Regions from separate parts of the Mus musculus genome. Here region 2 is linked to region 1. The links are chromatin loops, found by intact Hi-C in ENCODE. Cell type or tissue: left cerebral cortex. All regions are shown on one strand. Each heading gives the region's core, and the rest is flanking DNA. Links, peaks and the distances in the headings are about the cores only.

What was found. A loop is a pair of places that touch in the nucleus more often than their neighbours do. Peaks named below come from ENCODE experiments on the same cell type or tissue, not always from the same donor. Only the 100,000 strongest peaks of a DNase experiment are listed, where the experiment ranks them.
Region 2: it touches region 1 in a loop (9-fold over the local background); 1 of 42 quality-filtered maps calls a loop at or near these places.

The regions. Positions count from the first base shown.
Region 1 is chr15:95,072,366-95,079,469 of GRCm38, forward strand. It overlaps Tmem117 (transmembrane protein 117), which reads left to right. Exons shown (of 8, transcript NM_178789.4): 7 at 2,039-2,168. It overlaps Gm30810 (a long non-coding RNA gene), which reads right to left. Exons shown (of 4, transcript XR_384360.4): 1 at 2,401-7,104; 2 at 2,021-2,204; 3 at 1-1,585. Among named protein-coding and RNA genes, the nearest start is that of Gm30810, 4.1 kb to the right of the region's middle. In left cerebral cortex, for the core only: no CTCF peak of the experiment used is centred there; a DNase peak (open chromatin) is centred at 3,199; H3K4me3 peaks cover 191 bases; H3K27ac peaks cover 1,186 bases.
Region 2 is chr15:95,128,025-95,135,128 of GRCm38, forward strand. The region is part of intron 2 of LOC100043315 (a long non-coding RNA gene); the gene reads right to left. Among named protein-coding and RNA genes, the nearest start is that of Gm30810, 52 kb to the left of the region's middle. In left cerebral cortex, for the core only: no CTCF peak of the experiment used is centred there; no DNase peak of the experiment used is centred there.

The sequences.
Region 1 (7,104 bases), core at 1,475-5,474:
ACTTAGGAAATCGGATTAAGTAAAAGAGTTTTGAAACAATAAAACATGACTTTATGACAGATGAAGCAAAAGGGAGAACTGGGAGATGGCATAGTTGAGACATTGTCCCTTTTGTGTTCTCTTTAAAACACTCTCATACAGCTGCTTTTCCTACACTCCCCCTCCTCACACATCAACGCCTCTCTCTGATATCTTCCTAAAACAAGGAAAGCCTCCCTCCAGGTAAACACCACAAAACTCCCCTCCTCTCTCTTGTTCTCCTCTCCACCCCCACTTCCTTAACTCATCTTTCTATCTCCAGGAAGAGCTGGGAAGTAATAGAGAAACTATTTTTTAGTGAATGAGGTTTTTGACCACAGTCCAAAAAGAAATCTCCCGAGATTGCTTTTTAAACTGAAAGCAATTTCACACCAGCAGAAAACTTGAGTTTCGTGGAGGATGGTCTAAATGGGAGAAGTCAGAAAACGCCTTGCAACTAAGAAGCTGGTTTAAATACAGTGGCCCAATTACTACCAAGAAGCGTTCTCTATCTGCAACCAAGAAATAAAAAGATGGTTTAATGATATTTGTCATTCATCTAGGACGAGTGAAGATACTCTGTCATTCATTTTATTTGCAGTCATAGCTTTTATCAGATATAGTTTAGCCGTCCGGGTCTGTTTCCTTTGTAACGGCTTTTATGTAATATGGAGATAACACTCTGTATATGGGGGAAGAAATGCACATATCCAACCTCAGTGACTGTTTGCAGATAGAATCTCCAATCCAGTTTCCAGTAATAATTTTTACACAATATTCCAAGTTCATGGAACATTATTCATTGATTTCCTGAGCCCTTTAATCATGTCTCTGAGTGCTACTAATGTCTGAAAAAACATGGACAGGCCAGGTTAATTTGCTCGCAGGTAGAACAGATGATGTGGCATCATTTAATTGTCTTCTTATATACTTATCTCCTATCAGCAGCCTGAGGTGATCCGCTGATCTAGAGACTGCTAGGTGATGCAGAGTGCCATTCTTCGATCTCTTCTTCCTGGTGGTTCAGTCTCTCAGGAAAGGAAACACCTGTGGCTGCTCCTAAGGGACCAGGCACCTTCCCCAGTGTCCCTGTACCAGCTGCTTTATCTGAGTGCGCTTAGCAGTGTCAATTGATGTAGTATATTAAAATCTCAAAAAACTAAAAGTTTGTTCATCATGTTTCATATTCGAGTTGGTTTAAAACATCAACTAAACATAGTTCTGTACCTACAGTGATCATTTCATTATTAAAAGTGAAAGTGTGTCTTTTCATGTCTATGAACCCATCTCAAATATTCCTTTACATTTAAGTGTGTTCTTCTTTCACAGGATAATTGTGATTTTTTTTTTTAAATTCAGTGGTTTAAAATCTGAGATCAAGTGTGGCTCCTGACAAGATTCACAGGACATTTCCCTCTGAAAGAGCAATGCCTTTGTAGTTTTACCTTCACTAGAAATGACTTCTGGCAATCTTGGGGGTTCATGTCCTCCATCTTGGGCTCAAATTCATCTGCACATCAAGTGAACAGGCTAGGGTTCTTTGGTGTTTGAACATTCTGCAGAGTCTCTAGAGTGGAGCATGGTAAAATACTTTAGTAAAAATTGCGTACTTTGTCTCCTTATGTATGACATGAAATTACAGGGCTCATAATTTTGAAAGTAGCAAGATAAAATATTATAAGTTTATTAGCCTTGTACCAATTGCTTCCATTATCTAAATATGTCAAGATCCCCATATAATGGGAGCAAACTGAAGATGCAAGTCACTTCATACTAGGTTCTAATTACTAGATTGAAAAACAATAAGAATCTGAGTAATGAGTTGATTTTTATTTCGAATGCACACCAATATCCAGTGTACAGAAGACGATGATGATTGCCAAGTGAAATGGTTGCATCTAGCAACCAGCTGAATTGAAATGATTTTAAAACAAGTGCTTGGAGAAAGTCAATTCCGAGTGCCTTGCTTCTTAAAAACCAATCAGATCACAGATATACTCACGGGCTGACTTTCTGACAGGACTGGGAATTCCCACACTTCATGGGCGACGTTGATGTGAATCTCCCCGGGTTGCACACGCCTCACATGCAGTTCAAGATTCCCTTCTTCCAGAAGATCTTCAAGGAGGAATACCGCATTCACATAACAGGTATGGTGTATGACTTTGGACACCTTTGCATATTTCCTGTGAAAAGTGAACCGCTGGTGAAAGGTATGAGTTTAATTTTCTCTTATTCATTCATCGATGCAAGATGGCTCTAGGTGGGCTGGTGACTCCATGCCACCCCTCTCAGCTCTAGGTCCACGGTTGCATTGACAAGGGAGCACATAGGAATGAATAGAGAGAAGACAGGGATAAAGAAGGCTCGCCTGTTTCTTACCTGCCTTGAACACCTCACCTCAGTCACAGTCCATCGGCAGTCACTAAGAGAGCACTGTACTTAAAGACAAGGAACACATAGCAACATCCCCTAGTTAGGTACTGCATTGTCGAGTCAAGCCTTCTGGTATGTGATACCAAAAGGTGGGGGACAAACTCTCTTCTATAGGACATTATTCCTGCCACACTTCATGGACTATTCCACACGGATCTTATACATGGGGTGGCTTTTCCACGGTTCTTGGTGTATAGGTTCAACATCAATACATTCCGTGTTTCTGCATTGACTGCTAAGATAAAGACAACGTGATCTGGAATCTTCAATTAGTCCATACGACTTTAAAGAGTTAGGTTACTAACTACTTGATTTCATAGAACCTACTTCTGTGTCCTAGCACAAATTTGTCTCAAGAGATTATTTTGTGAATCTCCAGGTTTTTTTTTTTACTCTGATTTTTTTTTAATGCGTCTGAAATGAATAACGTCTTACTCATTCTCATCCCCGAGAGATATCCTGAAGATACGTTTTATATCTTTTCTTCTTTTGAACAATAGGCAGACAGCTGAATGATCATAGATACAAAGGGTAGCGTTCACTCCTAAACTGTTCGGATACAGGGCGCGAACGTGTGTGCTTTGAGGACAATGGCCTAGGATCCCACACCTGCTCTCATGAAAACTGCAGAAGAAATCTGTACTTACACTGTCGTCTGTGTGGCTGGATAAAAATAGCCTGAGCGCAGAAAACATTAACATCTGAGCACTGAGAAACTCTCTGCTTCCCAGCCAGGAAGCTGTGCTTTGGCTCTGCGCGCGAGGCAACCTTCCTGAATTTGAGAATGAGCTCATGAATAGGGAAGATGCAGCAGGTTTCTGTTCCGATTCAAGGCAGCCAAGGCTCATCTATTAAATTCACTGGGTAAATCAATCGATTTCAGTTCAGGTCACAGAGTGTGGTTTCGGAGTCCCCACTTAATCTGTGCAGCATGCCATCCTCTTGGACTTCTGAAATAGCTGTCACACACGTAGCTTCACCATATCCCTCTGGGTGGCTTTTGCTGGACCATCTGTTCTTGCCACCAGCTCTTGTCTCAGGCGACCCCTGTACAAACAGTTTCTGATGATCAGAACCCATTAAAGGTATACCACTTAAGCATACAATACTAGGTTATGGGGGGGGGGAAGAAGATAGAAAATGATTGGAGAACAAATCAGTTTTTAAAAATTGAACTGTAAAAAGTAGTCAGGTTGGGACTATTTTACATGCTTTGTTATATACAGTGTCAATATAAAGAAGGGGAGGATTACAGTATCCAATGTTTGTGCCATTTGGGATTTTTTTAAAAAGAAGATGAACCCCCCCCCCCAAAAAATCACATTTACACAATGTTTTGGGAACGCTATATGCTATATCCATGAAGCTGCAGTATCATTGGCTATGAGTCAGAGAAGCTCTGTGCCTTTTGGGAAAAGGCAGATACAGGGCCTCAAACCTTGACTTATGAACTAGAAGCTGAAAACAGAATAAAGGCACATTAATAAAGTTTTCTGGAAGGGGAAAGTCATATGACTAAAGCTTTTGGTAACTTTTGCTGAGAGCTATCCAGCTCTTGGATGGACCTGGCCGAGGTGGTAGAGGAATGAAGAAAGCCAAGAAAGGGGACAGAGAAAAGTTGAGCTTAGGTGGACCGTGCTTGCTGATGGAGAAGCTGCAGCTCCCCAGGAACAGCATGATAGAATATAGACAGTTGAGCAAGAAGATAAGGCTACTCTACACAGCTAAATCAAGGAGGTAGTGAGCTAGGTATATCGGTAGATGGGGTCTCTGTAGGAGAGGAGTCATCAGGCCTTAAATATCTAAGGGAAGAAAGCTATGCAGGGCATTTTCTGCACATACTGTCAATATCCATGCTTGGACCAGGAGGGAAGGTGTTTCTATTCCCCCAAGGGTCTAAGGCTTTGAGGTCCTTGGCATGGCCATACTCATATCAGCCACAGACAATGACTCGTGAAGTCATTCACTCGGGGCTTTCTCCTCACCTCACATAGTTTGACTAGTAAGTCTCTAATTAATAATTAACTAAATAATAAATAATTAATGAAAGTCTCCAGTAAGAGAGACTTTATAAATGTATGGATCAGTGGGCCCTAGTCCCATCAGTTCTGACACAATAGGTCTGAGGAAGAGCCAGGAAATTAGACTCAGGAAAGTTGTCTTGGGGTAATATGGTTAACTGAGCACTGCTCCATTCTGACTGAGATTTCACAGCTGCAGTCAGAAGGTCTGTGTTCTTCCTAGACTTCACCGTGCAAACCATCGCTGCCTGAGTCCAGTGAGAAGCCTTTGAACAGTCTGGTGGTTAAATTAAAAGAGAGAGGGCCTGGTGGTAAAGTGGAACTGGAATTAGGACAGTTGTGATGTTTCCGGTGTGGCTGGATGTATCCGTGTCTGCTATTAGAATTCTTCAGAAAAATGGCTACAGGTCTTGAGAAAAGCCAAACCTTTGTGTTCAAGTTTGTGTTTCCATCCCTCTCCAGCTCCTGCTAATCCACTGAGAGAGAGAGAGAGAGGGAGAGAGAGAGAGAGAGAGAGAGAGAGAGAGAGAGAGAGAGAGAGAGAGAGAGAGAGAGAGAGAAGGGGGAGGCTGCTATGGAGAAAGAGCTAGTCTTTGGAGAAGCAGTTGTTCTTTTACTTGATTACAGTTTGCAAGTCAAGTGCTTCCAGGGAAAACCTGGATCAAAAATATTGAGATCCATGGTGTGTTTTAAGACTGTCTCCATAGCGTTTCTCAAACAGCCGATGTGAGAATATTCTGGAAAGATTGTTTAGAAAAGTAAATCCATTAGCCATACACCAGCATCTGTGTACTTGAGCTTTGGGGCAGAATCTGGGATCCATTTTCCCACAAACACAAGTCAATCCCGGGCTGGCAGGCTGAAGCCCATGCTCAGCCAGATACTGCTGCTGAAGAACATTGTCTATAGGTAGAATTTCTTGTATCTTAGATAAGAAGGATGCTGTGTGTGCTGTGGAGAGCAGGGCTGGAGAGGTGGGGCTTCCCAAGCCCTTTGGAGCCTGGAGGATTACACTAGGAGTGAGTTCCAGATGTTGGATGTCGAGCTACAGGATTTGGACTTACACTGTTAGATTTTGAGTTTACTTTGATGTGATTATTGTTATGCCCTGGTCCTTCCTTTTGGCATAATAATGCTTGCTTTTATTTTGTTAGAATACACTGGACTTAAAACGTTGTGATTTGCAAAGACACTGGGGACTTTTAAAAAGTTGGACTATGTATGGGTTGAGTTAGAAGTATGCCCTTAATGCTTGGATATTTTAATAATTGGTCCCCAATTAGGACTGATTGGAAAGACTTAGGAGGTGTGGCCATGCTGGAAAAAGTATGTCCCTGGGGGAGGGGTTTTAAGAGTACATGGCCTCATTTTACCTCTAGTTCCCTGTCTACTGTATGCCTGCTGTTAAAGATGTGATCTTTCAGTTTCCTCTTCCCGTTGCCATGGCTGCTCTTTATTACTGTTTCACCACAAGGACGGACTCTTTCCCTTCTGACCTGTAAGCCAGAATAAACTCTTCAGTGAGTTTTTGAGTCGTGATGTTTTCTCACAGCAATGCAAAGTTTTTGCCCTGGATAGTTTTTATGTCAAGCTGGCACACGGTAGAATTACTTGCGTGGCAGGGACCTCATTGGAGGGGATGCTTCCATAAGACTAGAATGTAGGCAAGCCTGTGGAGCATTTTCTCAATTAGTAACTGATATGGGAAGACCCAGCCAGCTCACTGAGGGTTGAGTCCACTCCGGGCTGGTGGTTCTGGGTTCTATAAGAAAGCTGGCTGGGCAAGCCAGTCAACAACACTACTTCATGGCCTCCATATCAGCTTCTGCCCCTGGATTCCTGCCCTCTTGGAGTTCCTGCCTTGACCTCCACTCATAATGAACAGTGATATGGTATAATAAGCCAAATAATCCCTTTTCTCGCCAAGTTGCTTTTGGTCCTGGTGTTTCAACACAGCAATAGAAACCCTAACTAAGGCTATAACAAATTTGGAAGTTGATGCTGGAGAATGAGCTATTGCTGAAGGTGCCTTTTGTGCAGGACCCCCACCTAGCTAAACTTCCAGATCGTGAAACTTCTAAGGAGCTTTTTATTCCTAGGAAGCAACTGCAAGCACAAGCTGCTGCTAATGTGACTCAAAGTGGCACCGTCATCCCAAGATGGCAGCCAAACTTGGTGGAGTCATTCCATGATAAAGTATTTAGAAGCATGGAGGATGCAGGAGTGGAGGGGTCATGGATTCTAATTTGTTTTCAGAGAGCCACTGAGTTTGGGGCTGCCTGTGGTGGGGGAGTCTCTTCATAAAGGCTCTGAAAGATCATTCTATTGTCTGTGAAAGCTTCTGGTTTGCAATGGAGACCACAAGACGTTAGCATTTTCCAGGGGTCACGAGGCATCTGCCAAGAAGAACTGCATACAGAGAGTGGATCCCAGGCTAGAGAGAGGCATATATTTCAGGCAGCAAAGCCACAGGACAGAGCCATCAAAGCCCTCAATACTAAATATTGAGCTACTGGATTTAGTTTTTGCCCTGCTGATATTTGGTCTTGCTTTGGTCCAATATTTCTCAACTATACCCTCAATCTCCAATATTTCTCAACTCTACCCCGAATCTTTGCTTTGGTATGGT
Region 2 (7,104 bases), core at 1,031-5,030, 55 kb after region 1:
AATAACACTTCCAAATTCCCTTTATAAGTCAGTATTACTCTAAGATAACGACACATACACACACAAAAAGAATGAAACTATAGACAAATTCCTCTAATGAACATAAATGCAAAAGTTCTCAGGCCAAACACTTGCAAAGTAAATACAGGAACACATTAAAAGCATCTTTCACTGTGGGGCAGTGGGCTACACACAGACAACTTGGTCTCCAGTTGCTCAAGGACTTGAACCCTAGGGGACTCAATGGGTGGTGATTTCCACCTACATGGAACAGAAGGTATTCGATCATGTCTCCTGGACCCCTGGCTCCTGTCAAAGTTACTGCCTCCACAGCCTTCACAGGAGAGGAGCAGCGCAGAGCCTTCCCACATGCAAATAAGGTTTTCCCCAAACTCTCAGTCCAAGCCAATGAGAGGTACCTGCTGTTGAACCCTGAATCACCCCCAAAACTGTATATAAATCCTATCCAGAAAATTAAATGTGTTCGAGAACTACTCCATTGTCTGAGTCTTTTGTTCCAAGAGCTGTAACACCTGGGAAGATCTTCTTTCTCCAAAAGCCACCCAAGGTCCTGCCTTACTCCTCACTGACTAGTCAGCTTCTCTCAGCCCAGCCCGACCAGACTCAGTGCAGAGTGGCTCTTGGAGTCACTGAGTGTCCTGGAAGGCATGGCAAAGAGAGACTTCATCTCCCTGCCTGCACTCGCTTAGTAGTAAGTTATAGACTTACTACTTAATAGCATCTCAGAATTGGTTCATCAATTTTAAGGGGTATTCTAGGCCTTAAGAGCCGAGAAGGCACGGGAGTGTCTGTGGGAAAAATGAACTTTCTGCTCCATTTTTCTGTAGGTAAAAATGCTTAAGGAAAGAACGACCGTTGCCAAAAGAAGTAAATATTCTTGGTTCACTCTGCACACAATTCAGCCTAGCCTGGTGACAGCAAGGACAAAGTCAAAGCCATTTGTATATAATGACCCCAAATGTGTTTATTTCCTGAGGCTCCTGGATATTAAAAATACAAACGGATCAAGATAGGTCTAAAGAAAATGGTTAGGCCAAATATTTTTCTTGTACTCTTTAAATGCTTCAAGTAGAAAAATAGACTTACGCACCATAGTACAATAGCTTGCCTCATCTGTATGAAAGGACCCATAACATGCATTAATTCATAACGTATTACAGGCCAGTGAGTCACAACTATATGTTTAATAATGGTATCTTAATTTCAGGTGGTTTCAGTTTTGCTCTCTGCTCCGGTAGTAATTGCTATTTCTACCAGCCACCACTGAGTATCTGCTGAGCTCTGCACAAGATAATCAGCACCTACTCACGAGCCATGAGGTAGATATTGCCATAGTTCCCCCCCCCCCTTTTTTATTTTGACTTCCTTTTAATTGGATATTTTATTTACATTTCAAATGTTATCTCCTTTCCTGGTTCCTTCCCCTGCCCCCAGAAATCCCCTATCCCATCCTCCCTCCCCCTGCATCTATGAGGGTGTTCCTCCACCCACCCACCCACGCACCAACCCACTCCCACTTCCCCACCCTCAGTTCCCCTACACTAGGGCATCTATTGAGCCTTCGTAGGACCAAGGACCTCTCCTCCCATTGATGTAAGACAAGGCCATCCTCTGCAACATATGCAGCCGGAGCCACGTTTACTCTTTGGTGATAGATTAGTCCTTGGGAGCTCTGAGGGTTCTGGTTGGTTGATATTGTTGCTCTTCCTGTGGGGTTGAAATCCCCTTCAACTCCTTCAGTCATTTCTCTAACTCCTCTATTGGGGACCCGCACTCAGTCCAATGGTTGGGTGTGAACATTTGTCTCTGTATTTGTAAGGCTCTGACAGGGCTTCTCAGTAGACAGCTATATCAGGCTCTTTTCAGCATGCACTTCTTGGCATCCACAATAGTGTCTGGGTTTGGTAACTGTATATGGGATAGGTCCCCAGGTAGGGTAGTCTCTGGATGGCCTTTCCACCAGTCTCTGCTCTATACTTTATCTCTGTATTTGCTCCTCTGAGTATTTTGTTCTCCTTTTAGGAAGAAACGAAGCACCCATATTTTGGTCTTTCTTCTTCTTGAGCTTCATGTGGTCTGCAAATTGTATCTTGGTTATTTGGAGCTTTGGGGCTAATATTCACTTATCAGTGAGTGCATACCATGTGCGTTCTTTTGCTATTGGGTTCCCTCACTCAGGATGATATTTTCTAGTTCCATCCATTTGCCTAAGAATTTCATGAATTCATTGTTTTTAATAGCTAAGTAGTACATAATCCTCATTTTACAGGCAAGGAAATAAAAACCAGAGGAGGTGACACAATGTGCCCATGGTATCAGCTAGCAAAAGTAGACTTTGTATGCAGACTAGACAATTTGGTATCACCAAACATTCCAGCCTGCCTCTACCCAAATGCATAAAAACAATGTCAAGAAGCTTTGTTGGTGTGGCATGATGATGATGATGGTGATGGTGATGGTGATGGTGATGGTGATGGTGATGGTGATGGTGATGGTGATGATTTGGGTAATTTCAATATTACCCAAATTTAGATCCTATTCACCCACCATACACCCTTCCAAGTCCTCCTGGAGACCCCCTAACACACAAGGTTTTTATAGTCCTCCACGGAGGCTCTTTGTGTGGACACACATCCACACACCAGCACTCAAGGCTCCCAAAAGGCCTCCTGCTCTCTGGAACCTCTTTAAGGAGGACTGGCTCCAAGCAGCGGTCCATTCTGGTTTCCAGAGAAGCAACGTGTGTGCAGTCCACTCTGGTTTCCGTGTGTGCTGTTCTCTGCAGGCAGGGGGAGTAATTCAGTGCTCTCCACCAGCATGAGCAATTGCTCTCCAACCAGTGCCTCTGGAGATCCCCAAATCCAGTTCAGGACCTCGAGAGGCAGAGAAAAGAAACATACCTCTCCAGAGAGATGCAATTCGAGGGGATGCTGCTGTGCTGCATGGGCAGAGCCATGCAAACACTGTTCCTCCCAGGGCCTTGGGACAAAGAAGGAACCCACAGGTCCCACACGGAGGTTATAAGGTGCCCTCCCCTCCACTTGCACACAGAATCTCAGCCTCCTCTGAAATATATTTATGGCAAATACATAACATTTTGTGAGTCAGTTTAAGAGAGTAAAGAGGAATTTGGATGAAGAATAAGGCACATCACTCTCAAATCTGAACATTTAAAATAGCATTTCTTTCCCACCCCCACCTCTTTCTGCATGCTACAAAATTCTCTGCATTAAAAGTTCCCCCTAACACAATTTTCCAAATACATTGTTTAATTAAGAAAGTTACATTAAAATTTTAAGACAGAGCTGGGCATTATAAGAATAATAGCAGACTGTTCTGGCAGCTTTTATTCAGAGAGAAAACCCAATTTTCTATTTCCAAACTAAAGCACTGAGAGAGGACGCCTGCATTCCACTCACCTGTTAAAAGCAGCTCGCACTGGGATTATTCCCAGCATTTTGCCAAAAGCTAGAGGCACCATGTTGCTTTCCTGTGCTGCTGGATCAGTCAATTAACCTATCTGTGCCTCGCCTGCTTCCCTCTAGAATAATAATAGTATCCAGCACACCAGGGGTCCTGCCTGACTCTCCTTCTAGCCACGCAACCATCATCATGTGGTGTTCAGCTACACTGGCCCCTGGAGCAAAATGGTTTTCCCTGTGAGGCTTTGGAAGCCTCCTGAAGGAGTGGAGGGTCAGGAGAACCTCACTTGAGCATCCAGCTTTCTTTACCACTTGTGTCCACTTTTGCCTGGCTTTCACATGGCCAACGTGAGGGGTTAGAGTATAAAGGTCAAGGAAGATACATGGGGTGGGGGGGGAGGGGCTCCACCTATTCTGCTTAGATATAGCCCTCATCCCTGTTGGATAAAGGGTTTACACGGTTGTCTGATGGGGAACTTACACCCGCATCCCTCAGCCCTCCCCAACCAAACCTCATTGGTTCCTTAGAGTGAAGTTAGGTAGAGTCATGCAACCTTAGCAGAGGAGTCCATGTTTGCTTTTAGCTACACTGGGCCATGGAGAGGATTAAGTAGTATAGACTATTAGTGTGATCAGAGTTCTTAGTCTCAAGGAGAAATGCAGCAGGCTGGGAAATTCCTGACAACGTGCAAGCCTTTCTTTGTTCTTCTTTTTAACGCTTTTTTGTACTGAAGTTTGTTGGGAGCATAACACGAAGGTCCTTGTGCCCACAGATCTCCAGCGAACCCAGGAATGTTAAGCACACAGGGGTGTCTTTCCAGCAGGAAAGATGAAAATCCCATTCTCCCATCTAAAAAGCTGAGAATTGAAAACGATGAACTGGTTTCTGCCTGGTGATCTGCGTTATCTATTTTTTCTGTTTTTTTTTTTAAATTGGGTATTTATTTCATTTACATTTCCAATGCTACCCCAAAAGTCCCCCACACACTCCCCACCCACTCCCACTTCTTGGCCCTGTCGTTCCCCTGTATTGAGGTATATAAAGTTTGCATGACTAATGGGCCTCTCTTTCCACTGATGGCTGACTAGGCCATTTTCTGATTCATATGCAGCTAGAGACACGAGCTCCAGGGGGGTACTGGTTAGTTCATATTGTTGTTCTACCTATAGGATCGCAGATCCCTTTAGCTCCTTGGGTACTTTCTCTAGCTCCTCCACTGGGGGCCCTGTGGTCCATCCAATAGCTGACTGTGAGCATCCACTTCTGTGTTTGCTAGGCCCCGGCATAGTCTCACAAGAGACAGCTCTATCTGGGTCCTTTCAGCAAAATCTTGCTAGTGTATGCAATGGTGTCAGCGTTTGGAAGCTGATTATGGGATGGATCCCCGGATATGGCAGTCTCTAGATGATCCATCCTTTCGTCACAGCTCCAAACTTTGTCTCTGTAACTCCTTCCATGGGTGTTTGGTTCCCAATTCTAAGAAGGGGCACACTTTGGTCTTCGTTCTTCTTGAGTTTCATGCATTTAGCTTAGCAAATTGTATCTTATATCTTGGGTATCCTATTGAGCCAGGCCATATCAAGCTCCTACAACTAAGATTGAAGATAACTAGCAATCTATATGACTCTTATAGTCAGAGGCTCCCTCCCCCCCAAGCTCCCACAACCAGGACCAGAAGTAGCTAATAGCTCGCAATGACCTTTATGCTATCTGTATGACAGAAACCAGGCCAGAACTTTAGGCCCTTAAGCTGGTACAGGTAGCCTATCTCTAGAACCCATCTTCTTGGAAGAAATGATGCTACCCTGACTTGATTTTTGATGCTTCCTTGTGCACAGGGGATTGTGTCATACCAGGAAACATATTTTACCCCCAAATTATACTGGACTTAAATACATTGGGAATAAATCTCCTGGCATTAGACTTCCTGAAGTCTAATCCAGCTTGATGAAACCAATCTGCAGCAGGTTGTCACTATTTTCTCTTCACAATGTTTGGTTCCCTGTATGGCACCTGCAGGGACTCCCACAGAAGATGGCTAATTTTAGAGCTCCAAACCCTGCCTCCTGAGATTTAGAATATATAGTAAGCATAAGTACTTGGACACCCATAAGCTGGCTGGACCACCCAGTGCTCCCAAGGACTAGACCACCCACCCACCAAGGAGTGTACAGGGAGGGATCCCTGGTTCCACAGACATAGTTAGCAGAGAATGGCCTTGTGTGGCATCAATGGAAGGGGAGGCCCTTGATCCTGTGGAGGTTTGATGCCCCAGAGTAGGGGGATGTTGGAGGGGTGGGGTGGGAAAGAGTAGGTGGGGATTCACCCTCATAGAGGCAAGGGGAGGGAGGATAGGGAGGTTGTGGGATGGGGGAACTTGTGGAAGGGTAACTGGGAAGTGGGGTATCATTTGAGATGTAAATGAATGGAATGATTAATAAAAAAAGAAATTAGCATTTGTTAAGATGTAATGGCTTTAACATACAAAGTAATTGCATTTTGCAATTCATACTGATTTTCTTTTACTTTAACTCACATTTTTACAAATATTAGTTTTGAGGATTTGTGGTATATGAAATTTATATAAAAATAGCCATTCAAATTCATTGCACAAATGAAATTTATATAAAAATAGCCATTCAAATTCATTGCACAAATGAGGGGTAAAGAATAATAAATGCCACAGCAAAATCTCAAAACAAAACAAGACAGATCTTTCTATTATACTGTCACTATAACTTAAAAATACTTTCTTATTGACAATATAGGGCACAAGGTACTTTGAGTGTGAACTGTCACCCATGGGCACATGTATTGGATTCTTCCTGACTTTGTTTAGGGGTACTGGAAATGTCTGGAGTTGTCCTATGGGGGGCATACCTTGTCTTCAGGCCCTTTCTGTTTCTATTGCTGCTACCTTCCTGATAGCCATGAGATGTACTGCTCATCTCCATGGTCTTCCTACTCCATGTGCCCAGAATTAACAAGACTGGGGGCTGTGGGCAGGGAGCCCCGAAGCCAGGAGCCAAGGTAAATTCTTCCTTTAGGCCATTCATGCATGTGTTTTGTGACTTTGATGCTTTGAGAGTAACAAATTCAAGTGTGTTTAAACTTTAAATAGTTGCATGGTTGATTTTAATTTCTGTCTAGGGAGGAAACCAGGGGAGTTAGGAGTTGTTTGAAATGCCCTACAAGAAATCAATGCTTCAATAATGCCTGTAAACATATTACTGGTTTTTATCAAAAAATTTAAGACCTTCACAATTTGTGAGGTTATTTTAAAGAGCATTGAGACTCTTTTTTTTTTTTCCAATTCTAAAGGAATAAATATGTTCAGGGAAGGTACGAGAATGTTATCTGGGCTTAACTGTCCTTGTACAAACATGGAATGAGAATTTAGCAAACCAGTCAGGCCTCCAAGCAGAGCCTTAATCTCATGTCCGTATGGTTGATTGAGCATTCCAACAGTGCCCAGAGCACAGATCACCCATCCTGGCAAAGATAGCTGCTCCTCACCCAGACTTGGAAGACCTTCCTTTGACCCTTCCAGATACTAATCAGATGCCTGTTGCAGAGGGCAAGCTTTTTCTCACAGCTTCTTGCTAGTCAGGTCTGGGCATTGGGTAGAGTTTGACTGATGTCTTGTGTTCAAGGGGACAT